2 separate regions of the Homo sapiens genome follow, and region 1 is linked to region 2. A link is an interaction called in ENCODE POLR2A ChIA-PET data of the cell type or tissue named here. Cell type or tissue: CD4-positive, alpha-beta T cell. All regions are shown on one strand.

Region 1 (8,000 bases), 100 kb after region 2:
GTTGATTTGCAAGCTGAGTCAGATGGCGACCTCCTTTTTGCTCAGATCTGCTTTTCCAGTACTTTCCTGGTCTACTAGATGCCCTTGAACCTTGGCATTTTTTCAACACCTTTTGGTGTCACCGCTGGGGTTAGAGCATTGGTATAGCAGCAGGAGTGACCCCTCACCATGTCCTAGTCCTTGGGTCCTGTTTGTCCAATTTGCTCACCATGGCTGTCAGTTTTTATGTCTCTGGTTCTAGCCTGTGACCTGCCCACGAAACTGTACAGTTCCCTTTGCTTTATGATTTGGTTTTGGTTTTTTCTGCATTTTTTGCATGTGAGAGTTTGGCAAATATAAATGAGGTCTGTTCTTTTTTTTTTTTTTTTTTTTTTTTGTGAGACGGAGTCTTGCTTTGTCGCCCAGGCTTGAGGGCAGTGGCGCAATCTCAGCTCACTGCAAACTCTGCCTCCCGGGTTCACGCCATTCTCCTGCTTCAGCCTCCTGAATAGCTGGGACTACAGGCACCCGCCACCACGCCCAGCTAATTTTTGGTATTTTTAGTAGAGACGGGGTTTCACCGTGTTAGCCAGGATGGTCTTGATCTCCTGACCTCGTGATCCGCCCGCGTCGGCCTCCCAAAGTGCTGGGATTACAGGCGTGAGCCACCGCGCCTGGCCTAGGTCTGTTCTTTAGACAGATATTTTGAAATCACTCATCAGAAAATATTGATAGATGAGACATACATCACAAAAATCCTTGTAGTTGCAATAAACAACTTGCCAATATATGCAAACTATTTTCCCCTCCATTCTCTTGAATTAAGGGAGTATTTAAGGGAGGATTGATTCTCCTATGAAGCAACCATTTGGATAGAGGACTGGGTGAATCAATTAGCCACACCACTGTTCTAAATACTCAGCTTTAACATTCTTGGCCATGTCCAGTTCATTCTCTGACCACAAAAGTTCAGCTTGGTTCTTTGCCTGAATTTTCTTCTATGTAAAGTCAGACTTCCTGTATCATGCCAATTTTTTGCATTGGGTTTTTTTTTTTCTTTTTTTTTTGGAGACAGAGTCTCACTTTATTGCCCAGACTGGAGTGCAGTGGCACAATCTCAGCTCACTGCAACCTCTCCCTCCCGGGCTCAAGCAATTCTCCTGCCTCAGCCTCCCACATAGCTGGGATTACAGGCATCTGCCACCACGCCTGGCTATTTTTTTGTACATATATACATATATTCCTTGAAATGGAGTTTCACTCTTGTTGCCCAGGCTGGAGTGCAATGTCATGGTCTCGGCTCAGTGCAACCTCTGCCTACTGGGTTCAAGTGATTCTTCTGCCTCAGCCTCCCAAGTAGCTGGGATTACAGGCACCTGCCACCACACCCAGCTAATTTTTTAAATTTTTTTATTTTTAGTAGTGACAGAGGTTTCACTACGTTGAGCAGGCTAGTCTTGAACTCTTGACCTCAAAGTGATCCATCCACCTCAGCCTCCAAAAGTGCTGGGATTACAGGCATGAGCCATCATCCCCAGCCTGCCTTTTTTTTTTTTTTTAAAGGTGCTTGGTCATGTAAACCGATCATGCCAACTTAAAAAAAATCTATATGCTTTCAGCCAAGCATGGTGGCTCACGCCTGTAATCCCAGCACTTTGGGAGGCTGAGGTGGGAAGATCTTTTGAGCTCAGGAGTTCAAGACTCTCCTGAGCAACATAGTGAGAACCCATCTCTACTAAAAATGTCAAAAATTAGCTTGGTGTGGTGGTACACATTGGTAGTCGCAGCTACTTGGGAGGCTGAGGCAGGAGGATCACTGGAGCCCAGTAGTCTGAGGTGGCAGTGAGCTGTGTTTGCACCACTGCACTCCAGCCTGGGTGACAGAGCAAGACCCTGTCTCAAAAGAAATTTAAAAAATTGGCCAGGCGTGGTGGCTCACCCATATAATCTCAGCACTTTGGGAGGCCAAGGTGGGTGGACCACTTGAGGTCAGGAGTTCGTGACCAGCCTAGCCAACATGGTGAAACCCCGTCTCTATTAAAAATGCAAAAAAATTAGCCGCTCATGGTGACGGGTGTCTGTAATCCCAGCTTTTCGGGAGGCTGAGGAATGAGAATCGCTTGAACCTGGGAGGCAGAGGTTGCGGTGAGCTGAGATCGTGCCATTGCACTCCAGCCTGGGCAACAGAGTAAGACTCCATCTCAAAAACAAAACCAAAAACAAATAAATCAAAAGAAATTTTTAAAAATCTATATGCTTATATATTCGTGTGGGAAGGAGAATAATTCTAAATAATAAATGAACATAAATCATTAGTATATATGTTTCTTCCAATCCTTTCTTCCTTCCTCGGTGCGGACAGAAGTATCCCCTCTCCCTCAAAGTGCTAACATTTCTGCTTGTCTCTGGTATTAGGCAGGCAAGCTTTGGTGTTTTGGAGTCATATGACCTGGGCTCAAATCCTAACTCTGCCATTGACTAGCAGTGTGATCTTGGGCGAATGACTTAGCTTCTCTGAGCCTCAGTTTCCTCCTCTGTAAATTGGGAATAACATATTCTTATGGAAAATGTCTGGCCCACAGAAGCTAATTACAATAGTATTATGCTGGCATCATACTCCAGTTGACTTTTTTTTTTTTTTTTTTGAGATAGCGTCTTGCTCTGTCACCCAGTCTGGAGTCCAGTGCCCAGCTAATTTTTGTTTTGTTTTGTTTTGTTTTTTGTATTTTTAGTAGATGCAGTTTTGCCATGTTGGCCAGGCTGGTCTTGAACTCCTGGCCTCAAGTGATCAGCTCACCTCGGCCTCCCAAAGTGCTGGAATTATAGGTGTGAGCCACTGCTCATGGCCTCCAGCTAAGTTTTTGAAGCCCTATTCCTCCCTCTCCTGCCAGCTCTACAACTGCTGCCTTTACCTTAGAAGAAGGAAGAAGGAAGAAGAGAAGGAAAAGGAGGAGGAGAAGGGGAAGGAGAAGGAGAAGGAGAAAAAAGAAGAAGAAAAGAAGAAGAAGAAGAAGAAGAAGAAGAAGAAGAAGAAGAAGAAGAAGAAGAAGAAGAAGAAGAAGAAATAGCAGTAGTACAGCTTTTCTGACCTTTAGAAAGAAATATACCTCATTTCACTCTGTTATTCTTTCTGGTTAATGTCTTACTTTTCCCTTTCATTGCAAAGTCAGTGTTCTCAGATTGCATGTGGTTTACTGCCTCACTGTTCTTTCTCCCTTTTCTTCTCTGCCATGAGTCACCTGCTGTGACACTTTAGTGACCCTTAAGATACTTCAGTAAAGACCAGTGGGTTGGCAAATCCAGCAAATCCCCCCCCCGCTTTTTTTTTTTCTGAGAGAGAGTCTCACTCTGTTGCCCAGTCTGGAGTGCAGTGGCGTGATCTTGGCTCACTGCAACCTCTGCCTCCCAGGTTCAAGCAATTCTCCCTGCCTCAGCTTCCTAAATAGCTGGGATTATAGGTGCCTACCACCATGCCCGGCTAATTTTTGTATTTTTTAGTAGAGATAGGGTTTCACCACGTTGGCCAGGCTGGTCTTGAACTCCTGACCTCAGGTGATCGCCTGCCTTGGCTTCCCAAAGCAGTGGGATTACAGGTGTGAGCTACCGTGCCCGGCCAACTCTTTCTTTTCTTTTTTTATTTGAGATAGGGTCTCACTTTGTCGCCCAGGCAGGAGTGCAGTGGCACGATTATGGTTCACTGCAGCCTTCACCTGCTGGGCTCAAGCAATCCTCCCACCTCAGCCTCTCAAATAGCTGGGACTACAGGCATGTGCCACAATGCCCAGCTAATTTTTTTATTGAGACTGGGTTTCTCCATGTTGCCCAGGCTGGTCTTGAACTCCTGGGCTCCAGCAATCCACCTGCCTTGACCTCCCAAAGTGTTTGGATTACAGGCGTGAGCCACAATGGCCAGCCTCCCCTGTCTCTATTCTTCCGGATTTCACCACTGTGACATTCTGCACTCACCACTTCCCCCACCCCACCTTTTTTTTTTTTTTAATGCTTTTCTCCTGTAGCTCCCATGACCACCAGAAGTTACCCAACCAGGCAGATCAGTATCCCTTATCAGCTCACCAGTCCTGAATAATCCCTGACATTTGCATCTTCCTAGATCCCCTCTTTGAGACAGTGTGTTACAACTTTTCCTTTTTCCTCACCCCTCCCCCCTTGGTGACATTCCTTCCCTCTTGCCTGCGGTTACTTCAGAGTCAGCACCTGCACCCACACTTGACTCCTCCCCTCCAGCTCACAAGCGGAAGTATCTTCCTAGCTAAAGCCAGCCTCTCTGCGTTTGCTCTCGATCTCTCCCCTCCCACCATTTGGCCCCCCTTAGGGGACAGAACAGATCATGACTGATGCACCTTCAGCCTCTCCTGCTTTACTTTAAAATCTTGTCATCCTTTAAAATTCTTCCTTGCCCTCATCCGCCCTCCGCATAGTTACTGCCCTCTCTCTCCTCCCTCATTTCTGCCATCAAGCCCAAGCTCTCATGAAGCATTCATTTAATCTTCACAGCAGCCCATGAGGATGGTGTCAGTATTGTCCCTATAAAACAGAAGTGGAGTACAGTTGCTTTATTAAACAAGGTCACCCGGCAGGGGTTTGAAGGCAGAGAACTGGGCTTAGGGTCTGTGCCCTTGACCACTATGTCATACCATAATGCATGCCTCATACTGGATGGTGTCTGTTCCCAGCACTCAGCTCAGTGCCTTGCACATACATAGTAGGGGATTAATAAATATGTCTGACTAAATAAATACATGCTGCAAGTTCTTATTCTTTCACTCTTAGAATGACTCACTAGGCTGGGCACAGTGGCTCACGCCTGTAATCCCAGTACTTTGGGAGGCTGAGGCGGGCGGATCATGAGGTCAGGAGATTGAGACCTTCCCGGCCAACATGGTGAAACCCTGCCTCTACTAAAAATGCAAAAATTAGCTGGGTGTGGTGGCACGTGCCTGTAATCCCAACTACTCGGGAGGCTGAGGCATGAGAATCGCTTGAACCCAAGAAGTGGAGGTTGCAGTGAGCTATCATGCCACTGCACTGTAGCCTGGCGACAGAGCAAAACTCTGTCTTAAAAAAAAAAAAAAAAAAAAAAGACACTAATCCAGGGATTCTCAAAAAATGTAGGGGCTTAGGTTTATAGCTACTTTTCTGAAAGAAGCCACAGTTCTCATGAGTTTGTCATAGGAGTCTGTGTCCATACCAAGTTAATAACTTTTTTTTTTTTTCTTTTGAGACAGGGTCTCACTCGGTCAACCTCCTGGGCTCAAAGGATTCTCCCAAGTAGCTGGGACTACAGCTGTGCGCCACCACACCTGGCTAATTTTTTTTTTTTTTTGTATTTTTTTGTAGAGATGCGGTTTTGCCATGTTGCCCAACCTGGTCTTGAACTCCTGGCCTCAAGTGATCTGCCTGTTTTGGTTTCTCAAAGTGCTAGGACTACAGGTGTGAGCCACCGCATTCGGCCACAACTGCTTGATTCATTCATTTTTCTGTCTCCAGTTTCATTTTCCCCCTTCTCCTCCGCCTCACATCCTGTACAATGCCAGTAGATGACTAGATTGTCAATGTCTCATTTTAATTCTGTTGCTGGTAAAAACATAAGAATAGGCCAGGTGGCACAGTGGCTCATGCCTGTAATCCCAGCACTTTGGTAGGCTGAGGCGGGCAGATCACCTGCAGTCAGGAGTTCAAGACCAGCCTGACCAACATGGTGAAACCCTATCTCTACTAAAAATACAAAAATTAGCCAGGTGCAGTTGCACTCACTTGTAATCCCAGCTGGTAGGAAGGCTCGGGTGGGAGGATCACTTGAAGCTGGGAGGCAGAGGTTTCAGTGGGCCAAAATCACATCACTGCACTCCAGCCTGGGCAACAGAGTGAGACTCTGTCTAAAACAAACAAACAAACAAACAAACAAATATATATATATATAAATATGAATAATTCATACATATATGAATAAATAATTTTCTCTACCTAAAAAGTCTTGAATGCCCTCACCCCACTGCCTCCAACATAAAAATCAAACACTCTGGCCCAATAGCCAAGGCTTTCAGTAATCAAAGCCCAACACACTTTACTAGTACTCCCATTTTTCTCCTGCTTGAATTCTCTGCCCCAGGCAAACCAAAGTCTTCTAACTTCAAAGCCTATGTTCTAACTCGTCTTTCAGCAGTTCATTCAACAATAATGTATTTCATTCCTGATCTGAACCAGGCATTATGCTAGGGGTGGGAATACACAAATGAATACAATACAGTCTTTACCCTCGAGAGACTATCAATCTAATTTGGGAGAGAGATGTGAAAACAAAAATCTAAAGACATGGAATGACAAATTGTCCATGGGAGTTATTCTTGCCTGGAGGTGGGGTGGAGCTGAGAGTAAAGGAGACTTTTCTTTCTATGTTCAACATGTCTGCACTCTTTACCTGTTTCTTTTATAACATGCATGCTTTACTTTTGTAACCAGGGGAAAAAAATCACATTACATGAAAATTATGATTAATTCAATTCTGAACACTTGAGTTCAAAGAAAAAGCCCATAACTGTCAAAAACATAGTAAAATTAAGGAAGAAAGGACAATGAACCAATAGAAAAAAGTGGACAAAGCTATGAGAAGGCATTTCTCAGAATATGAAACATTTATGGTCAATAAACATATAAAGATATATTCAACTTCATTAATCATCAGAGAGGTACAAGTCAAAACCACAGTGAGATTCCATTTGATGTCTATTTGAGTGGCAAAAATGAAGAAATCTGACAATAGCTTGCATTGGAGAGGATGTGGATCAAGAGAATCTCATATACAATGTTGTTAGAAGTGTAAATTGGTTTAAAAAAATCAAACCAGAACAAAACAAAACCCCAAAACCACTTTGGTAAACAACTGGAAATTATCTTGTGAAGCTGAACATTCACAATAGAATTGTGACCACCAATTCTATTTCTATGTAAATAAGAAAAAGAAATTCTCGCATTGGCCGGGCGCGGTGGCTCACGCCTGTAATCCCAGCACTTTGGGAGGCCGAGGCGGGCGGATCACGAGGTCAGGAGATCCAGACCATCCTGGCTAACATGGTGAAACCCTGTCTCTACTAAAAATACAAAAAATTAGCTGGGCGTGGTGGCGGGCGCCTGTAGTCCCAGCTACTCGGGAGGCTGAGGCAGGAGAATGGCGTGAACCCGGGAGGCGGAGCTTGCAGTGAGCTGAGATTGCGCCACTGCACTCCAGCCTGGGCGACAGAGCGAGACTCCGTCTCAAAAAAAAAAAAAAAAAAAAAGAAATTCTCGCATTTGAGCAGCGTTGGGTTTTACATGAAAGTTTTTGGTAGCACTTTTGCAATAACAGAAATCTGCAACAACCCAATGCTCAATATTGGGAAATCGGGTGTATTAGTTTGGGTTCCCCAAAAGCAGAGCCTGAGACAAGGACTTGGGTGCAGGTTGTGTATTTGGGAATTGATGATGTGTGTGGAGGACAACAGGTCTAACGGAGAGGAACGAGTGAGGTAGGGTAGGAGGGAAAGCCAGCGCAGGGGGCGTGATTGATTTTTGGAGTCCTCTGAAAAGTGTAAAAAATGCCTCCTAGAATTGTCCATCTGAAGGATAGGAGACTGGGGCATTTATTCCTTGGCTCATACCTGCCACTGGTTGAAGGTTGTGTTAATTCTCTTTACTTTCAGACTACGCCTGTGAGAGGGCTGAGTAGGCTCTTATGGCTTTGAAAAGGCCTTGAAACAGAAATTGGAGAGGCCCAAGACCTGACACTTGCAGCGGAAATTGTAAGCGAAGGCTCCCATGAAACTGGCCACCATATATTCAGGGCTAAGAGGCCAAGGATAAGAATACAGGCCACCAAGAGTTTCTGTTGCATGGGAAAAATGAAAGTTAGTATAGTCACACATTAGAATTGTCTATAGCAGCCGCGAGAAATAAATGCAACTATATGCATCAAGCCTGAGATGAATTTTAACAATATAACACAAAAAGTGAAAAAGAAATCCCAG
Region 2 (8,000 bases):
AGGTGGAGCTTGCAGTGAGCTGAGATGGCGCCACTGTACTCCAGCCTGGACAACAGAACAAGACTCTATCTCAAAAAAAAAAAAAAAAAAAAATCGCTTACCAGGACCCCAGAAGGTATTCCCCTTCCAGGCAGTACCTTGTCTCCCTCTTAACCCTGTCCTGAAGTTTGTGACATAGTAGAGAGTATTGAGCACTGGACAGATCTAGTTGTAGACAAACTTCTGCCACTAACTACATACCTTCATTTTTATTAGAGATTTTATAATTTGAGGCAAGCTATAATGAGATGACTTTTTTTATTCATGGAATTTTGCTTCACTTGGGTTGCATTATATACTTTACAATAAACCAGAAGAGCTTATAGTGACAAAATGGACAGAGCAGTTACCATGCGCCAGGCACTGTGCTAAGGTCTTTACCTGCCATCTCATTTAATCCTGACAGCCCTAGGAGGGAGGTAAGTATCCTCACTCTACAGGTAAGAAAATGGAGGCTCAGAGGAGAGGTTTGGTCAGTTACCTGCCCCACACCTGTTACTTAACCATGACTCCTGAAGTCCACTGTTAAAGCCATGAGAAATACCTAATAGGAACAAATGGATAAAAGAACAAAACATTAAGATAAAAATGATACATTAGTGGCCAGGCACGGTGGGCTCACTCCTGTAATCTCAGAACTTTGGGAGGCCAAAGTGGGTGGGTCACTTGAGGTGAGGAGTTTGAGAGCAGCCTGACCAACATAGGGAAACCCCATCTCTACTAAAAATACAAAAAAATAGCTGAGCATGGTGGTGTGCACCTGTAGTCCCAGCTACTCAGGAAGCTGAGGCAGGAGGATCACTTGAACTCGGGAGGCAGAGGTTGTAGTGACCTGAGATGGTGCCACTGCACTCCAGCCCGGGCAACAGAGCAAAGACTCCATCTCAAAAAAAAAAAAAAAAGATATATTAGCTACAATGTTTAGTCTTCTCTCTTCATTGACAATAATTTGGCATCTGAACACATGGGGCCTCAGAGAGGACTGAGAACCCTGAAGTAGTTGCCTGAATTTGGAGCTACGGTACCAGTAGGGGTCCTTGAAAGCCCCCCCTGCAGATTACTTGAGCCCAGGAGTTCAAGACCAGCCTTGGCAACATGGCCAAACCTCATCTCTACAAAACGTACAAAAATTAGCCTGGCATGGTGGTGCGGGCCTATAGTCCCAGCTCTTCGGAGGTTGAGGCAGGAAGATTGCCTGAGTTCAGGGAGGCCAGGGCTGCAGTGAGCGATGATCAGGCCCAGAATCCAGCCGGGCAACAGAGAGAGACCCTGTCTCAAAAATAAATAAATAAATAAATAAATAAATAAATAAATAAATAAAGGCCTCACCGACTTTCAGCTTCTCCTCCTAGTAAGTCCTCCTGAGCCCTGGACCTCTCGTTTGGTTGATGGTCCTTGGTTTATTGTGAGCTGTTGCTTTTTTTTTTTTTTCTCCTAGGAAGAGGTTGTTTAGGATCCTAATTGTAGTTCGGAGGTTCATTCTAAAGGTTCTTCTCGATTCCCTTTTTCTAAAGACAAGGAGAACGACCCCCTTGCAGGCACCCCGTTTGGTTTCTAGTTTGGAAGTGCATTCTAAAGGGTCTTCTCCATGGCTTTTTCTCCCAAATTAAGTTCAGTGGGTTTGTCTGCACTGAGACTTTTTGTTGACACTAAGTTAAGAGGGATAGAAGGAATTTCCATGGCCCTGCTTCGCAACTGATTCTCTAGAAAGCCCTTTCTGTTATCCTGTCCTTCCCTCACCTAACCACAGGCTGCTCCTACTGTGGGGGCAAGCACAGCTCTCCCCACCTTCATTGAATTTGAACCTTTCATCTGTTAAATAAGAAGTGAAACCTACAATGCAGGGTTCCAGGTTTCCTTCTCAGAACCAAACCAGATAAAATGTGTAAAGTAGGTCCTTTCCCTGAGGCTGCACGATTCTGGGCTCTCCCAGCCCTTCCTTGGTTTTTTTTTTTTTTTTTTTTTGAAACAGTCTCCCTCTGTCACCCAGGCTGGAGTTCAGTGGCATGATTTCAGCTCACTACAATCTCTGCCTCCCCGGTTCAAGCGATTCTCCTGCTTCAGCCTCCTGAGTAGCTGGGATTACCACCACACCAAGCTAATTTTTTTGTATTTTTACTAGATTTGGGGTTTCACCATGTTGGCCAGGCTGGTCTCGAACTCCTGACCTCAAGTGACCGGCCCGCCTTGGCATCCCAAAGTGCTGGGATTACAGGCGTGAGCCACTGCACCGGTCCGTCCCTGGTATTTCTATCAAGTCATTTCCTTTGAACACACCTCCATTTAGCACGTAGCATTTCGCAAAGCATTTAATAGCACTGCATTGTAGTTATTTGGGTTGCACATAACTCCGTGGCAGCGTTTTAGAAAATGCACCCTCCGCTGCATTGCATTCCTTAAGAGGAAGGAGTGTCTCCTTTTTTTTTCTCCCACCACAGCACACTCGCTGCCTGGTGCTTGGCCCGAATTGCTCCCCAACTGTTGAATGAAAGTCAATGGTATTAATCTCGAATGACCCAGGACTGTGCAAGCAGGAAATGAGGAATTGTGTGAGTGGTAAGTGAGGGGGGGAGGAACAGAGTGGTAAAGCATTACCACAGCTACCAACCATGCCAGAGAAAAGCACTTTAAGTGGCAGAAAACCTTAACTGGAGTCCCAGCTTCGTAAGGGCAGAGACCTCAGTCCCAAGCTGTCTCGATATATTCATCTGCATAGTAAGGATAAATAGGGACTAACAGGGTTAAACAGCTGCCCTCGGCCCTAAGTGAAAATACTTTATAAACTGGCGTGGCAGCTCATGCCTATAATCCCAGCACTTTGAGAGGCCCACGAGTTCAAAACCAGCCTGGGCAACATAGTTAGACCTCGTCTCTATTAAAAACAAAACAAAGGCCGGGCGCGGTGGCTCGCGCCTGTAATCCCAGCACTTTGGGAGGCCAAGGCAGGTGGATCATGAGGTCAGGAGCTCAAGACCAGCCTGGCCAAAATGGTGAAACGCCGTCGCTACTAAAAATACAAAAAAAAAAAAAAAAATCAGCCGGGAGTGGTGGTGGGTGCCTTGTAATCCCAGCTACTCGGGAGGCTGAGGCAGAGAACTGCTCGCACCCGGGAGGCGGAAGTTGCAGTGAGCCGAGATCGCGCCACTGCACTCCAGCCTGGGCGACAGAGCGAGACTCCGCTTCAAAATAAATAAATAAATAAAAAATAAAAAACAAAACAAAACAAAAAATTTTTGTAAAGACCCCTCTCGCTCATACCACCAGGGCCGCGCAGGGCGAGAGATCTCCACCTCCCCTGGGAGGCAAGACCCACACCCTCCCAGGTGCGCGAGTTGTGGCTGCGGTTCGCGACCCCGCCCCACTTACCCAGCTGGTAGAAAAGTCATCAATGATTCGTCTGAAACGAATAGGCGCCTGAGATATTCTCCCATTTTATGGGCTAACGCTGCTGTCTGTCTTCGGGCGGCGGCCTCTGGGAAATGTAGTTCCGGAGAACACGGAGTCCTTCTGGGGCTAGGTTTTCCGCTTCCGGTGCTCAGTGGCTAGCCGAATAGCCGTGTTTGGGACCTGGGCTCGGGCTTCTTGCGTCCCCGCTAAGAACATGTCACGGGGCCGAATCGTCCGTATTCTCTCAGCTTCAAGCTCCTCTACTTTTCAACCAGGTCACTAGCCCTTGACTCCTCTTATCAAACTTCCGGAACTGCCACCCCACCAGTGACTCCACAGGCACCAGGGCATGCAACAGGGCTGGGACAGGAAGGCTCTCTTCTTCACCTCAAGCCTGCTGGGCTAACACTTGCGATTTTTACTAGAGTTAACTTTGTAATGTATGTCTCTGACTCTAGAATTTCAAGAGAAGTTCCACTTAGTGACTCCTAAGTGGAAGTTCTAAGATGGCTTCCCAGTGAGGTGATGAAGAGGTTTGAGCTTTAGAGTGCGGTTGCAAAGCTCTTCTCTGACCTGAACAATGGCTGTAGCTGTGGACCAACAAATCCAGACTCCTTCAGTACAAGATCTCCAAATAGTTAAACTGGAAGAAGATTCCCACTGGGAGCAGGAAATTTCCCTTCAAGGGAATTACCCTGGACCAGAGACATCCTGCCAGAGCTTTTGGCATTTCCGTTACCAAGAAGCATCACGACCCCGAGAGGCCCTCCTCCAGCTCCAGAAGCTCTGTTGTCAGTGGCTAAGGCCAGAGAAGTGTACAAAAGAGCAGATCCTGGAGTTGCTGGTCCTAGAACAGTTCCCGACTGTCCTTCTCCAGGAGATCCAGATCTGGGTCAGACAGCAGCATCCGGAGAGTGGAGAGGAGGCAGTGGCCCTGGTGGAAGACTTGCAGAAAGAACCTGGAAGACAGAGGCTGGAGGTGAGCTATAAAAACATAGTTCCGAACAGTTAAAATAGAGGTATGTGAGAGACAGAGCTGCCTTGGGTTACTAGCAGTGTGGGCATACTTCACTATTGATGTTAAACTGGAATTTGCTTATTTCGTGGTCATGGTATCTGCAACTTTCCTTCCAAGTTCAGGCTGACTCTTCAGAGAATGCACAACATTGGCTGCTCTGAGTGTCCGTCCCTGCCATTAAATAAGAAAATTGCTTAAAATGGTATGAGCCTCACTGTGATCAGGGAGGAGCACATGTGACAGGGATGTCTTTTTGGAGAACAGCTCTCACTCTGTAGCAGCCAGCCAGAGGCAAGCGGCTTCGGTGGTCTTTGTCGACATTATTGAGCCTATTGCAAAACACCTGAATTATCCTATGTCTTTTTGCCTAGGGTTTGGCAAGGCAGGTAGGAGCAGTCCCCAGAGAGCTGGGTGGCCAGGATGCAGTGGTCCATGGCCTTATCTCCATAAAGCCTTCCACATGTCTGCCGTCTTTACTGCTGTTGCAGGCTTTTGCATAAGACTGGCTTTTTCCTCTGCTTTTTTTTTTTTTTTTTTTTTTTTGGAAAGGGAGTCTCGCTCTGTCACCCAGGCTGGAGTGCAGTGGTGCCATCTCGGGTCATTGCAACCTCCGCCAACCGGGTTCAAGCGAGTCTCCTGCCTCAGCCTCCCTAGTAGCTGGGACTACAGGCGCCCACCACCACGCCCGGCTAATTTTTGTATTTTTAGTAGAGACTGGGTTTCACCATATTGGCCAGGCTGGCCTCGAACTCCTGACCTTGTGATCCACCCACCTCGGCCTCCCAAAGTGTTGGGATTACAGGCGTGAGCCACTGCACCCAACCTTTCCTCTGCTTTTTTATGTTTGGGATGTTTAAGTTTTAGTCCCTACAGAATTTTGACCACTTCCAGTCCTTGAAGAGGGACAGGATGTGCTCTCAAAGAAGGAGCCCTCAGGATCAGTACTGAGTTCTCTAAACATCCATCCGAAGCAAGCACAGACAGAATCTGTCTGTTCCAGGCAATGGTGAAGTTCACAGCAGAACCAGAGGAACAGTTGAAGCACAGCCCCAAAATAGAACGAACTCTAGCCCGTCCGCAAGAGTGATAAGAAATCGCAGTGTGGGCCCACGCGCGCCGCACGGCCGGGTCGCCGCCGTACCGTGGTGTACGTGCAGAATGCGCAGAGCGAGCGGCACCCGCTTACCCTGCGCTCCTCCGCAGCCTGGGCCGGGCCGCCCGGGACGCTGAGGCGGTGGCGGCAGCCGAGGGGGCCGGTCTTGCGCTCCGCAGGCTCGCGCGCCCGAGCCCGGGTTGCCGTTCGCCGCACAGGCCGCGTTCTCTCAGCCCACGGCGGCGATTAGGCGCTGAGGCGGCCGCCTGCGCTGCGCCGGAGCCTAGGACTCGGAAGCGACCCGGCCGAGGGCCCTGGGTGCCAGCCTCCTTGAGTCAAGGGTAGCGGGTGCATGGCGCAGTGACGGCCCCTATCTCTCTCTCCGCTCCCCAGCCTCGGGCGAGGCCGTCCGGCCGCACCCCTCCTGCTCAGCTGCGGTCGCCATGGCCAATGACAGCTGCGGGCCCGGCGAGCCGAGCTCGAGCGAGCGAGACCGGCAGTACTGCGAGCTGTGCGGGAAGATGGAGAACCTGCTGCGCTGCAGCCGCAGCTCCTTCTGCTGCAAGGAGCGCCAGCGCCAGGACTGGAAGAAGCACAAGCTCGTGTGCCAGGGCAGCGAGGGCGCCCTCGGCCACGGAGGGGGCCCTCACCAGGACTCCGGCCCCGCGCCGCCCGCTGCAGCGCCGCCGTCCAGGGACCGGGCCCTGGAGGCCAGGAAGGCAGCGAGGCGCCGGGACAGCGCCTCCGGGGACGCAGCCAAGGCAAAGGCCAAGTCCGCGGCCGACCCCGCGGCGGCCGCGTCCCCGCCTCGCGCGTCCCCGGGCCGGACAAAAGCCATGGCTGCTTGTTATCCGGTCAATGGAACGGGTTATGTACGTCATGTTGATAATCCAAATGGAGACGGAAGACGTGTGAAATGTATTACATTACGTTAAAGAACGGGATGCCAAGGTAAGTGGAGGTATACTTCGAATTTTTCTAGAAGGTAAAGCCTAGTTTGCTGACATTGAACCCAAATTTGATAGACTGCTGTTTTTCTGGTCTGACCATCGCAACCCTCATGAAGTACAACCAGCATATGCTACAAAGTACGCAATAACTGTTTGGTATTTGATGCAGATGAGAGAGCACGAGCTAAAGTAAAATATCTAACAGGTGAAAAAGGTGTGAGGATTGAACTCAATAAACCTTCAGATTCAGTCAGTAAAGACGTCTTATAGAGCCTTTGATCCAGCAATACCCCACTTCACCTACAATAATTGTTGACGCTATTTGTTAATTTGTGAATACGAATAAATGGGATAAAGAAAAATAGACAACCAGTTCGCATTTTAGTAAGGAAACAAACAACTTTGTGTGTTGCATCAAACAGAAGATTCTGACTGCTGTGACTTTGTACCGCATGATCAACTTAGAATCTGTGATTGCTTACAGGAAGAAGATAAGCTACTAATAGAAAATGTTTTTACCTCTGGATATGAAATAAGTGCCCTGTGTAGAATTTTTTTCATTCTTATATTTTGCCAGATCTGTTACGTAGCTGAGTTAATTTCATCTCTACTTTTTTAATATATGTCAAGTTTGAATTGGAATAATTTTTCTATGATTAGGTACAATTTATCAAAACTGAATTGAGAAAAAATTACAGTATTTCTCAAAATAACGTCAATCTATTTTTGTAAACCTCTTCATACTATTAAATTTTGCCCTAAAAGACCTCTTAATAATGATTGTTGCCAGTGACTGATTAATTTTATTTTACTTAAAATAAGAAAAGGAGCACTTTAATTACAACTGAAAAATCAGATTGTTTTGCAGTCCTTCCTATCTTACACTAATTTGAACTCTTAAAGATTGCTGCTTTTTTTTGATATTGTCAATAATGAAACCCAATTGTAAAACAGTCACCATTTACTACCAGTAACTTTTAGTTAATGTCTTACAAGGAAAAAGACACAATAAGAAGAGTTTAATTTTTTTTTTTTTTTTGAGTCTTGCTCTGTTACCCAGGCTGGAGTGCAGTGGTGCATTCTCAGCTCACTGCAACCCCACTGTCTCCCAGGTTCAAGCAATCCTCCCGCCTCAGCCTCACAACTAGCTGGGACTACAGGCACATACCACCATGCCTGGCTAATTTTTGTATTTTTAGTAGAGACTGGGTTTCACCATGTTGCCTAGGCTGGGGTTTAAGTTAAATTTTTTTAAAAACTAAAGTGACTGGCACTAAGTGAACTTGAGATTATCCTCAGCTTCAAGTTCCTAAGATAAGGGCTTTCTTAAGCTTTCAGATACATGTATCCTCTAGATGTAGACAATAATGTCCCATTTCTAAGTCTTTTCCTTTGCTTCTCCTTAAGTTGATTGTACTTCCAAATTTGCTGTTATTTTTTTTCCTAATACTGTGATTTATTTGATCTACAGACAGGAACCTTGTCTCTGTTGAAGAGCATCAAGGGAAGATTA

Evidence for each region. ChIA-PET counts read pairs that join two places held together with the same protein. Peaks named below come from ENCODE experiments on the same cell type or tissue, not always from the same donor. Only the 100,000 strongest peaks of a DNase experiment are listed, where the experiment ranks them.
Region 1: POLR2A ChIA-PET joins it to region 2 with 13 read pairs; 17 of 35 experiments call an interaction of 5 or more read pairs at or near these places.

What each region holds. Positions count from the first base shown.
Region 1 is chr15:84,731,073-84,739,072 of GRCh38, forward strand. No RefSeq gene overlaps it. Among named protein-coding and RNA genes, the nearest start is that of ZNF592, 14 kb to the right of the region's middle. RefSeq lists enhancers at 2,554-3,457, 3,964-4,023, 4,044-4,133, 5,414-5,473. In CD4-positive, alpha-beta T cell, no CTCF peak of the experiment used is centred here; DNase peaks (open chromatin) are centred at 3,219, 4,229, 4,699 and 5,459; H3K4me3 peaks cover 1,165 bases; H3K27ac peaks cover 3,206 bases.
Region 2 is chr15:84,627,894-84,635,893 of GRCh38, forward strand. It overlaps the pseudogene SCAND2P and the pseudogene EGLN1P1. Among named protein-coding and RNA genes, the nearest start is that of WDR73, 22 kb to the right of the region's middle. RefSeq lists an enhancer at 3,951-4,000 and silencers at 5,495-5,844, 6,315-6,394. In CD4-positive, alpha-beta T cell, no CTCF peak of the experiment used is centred here; DNase peaks (open chromatin) are centred at 3,488, 5,668 and 5,838; H3K4me3 peaks cover 4,258 bases; H3K27ac peaks cover 1,479 bases.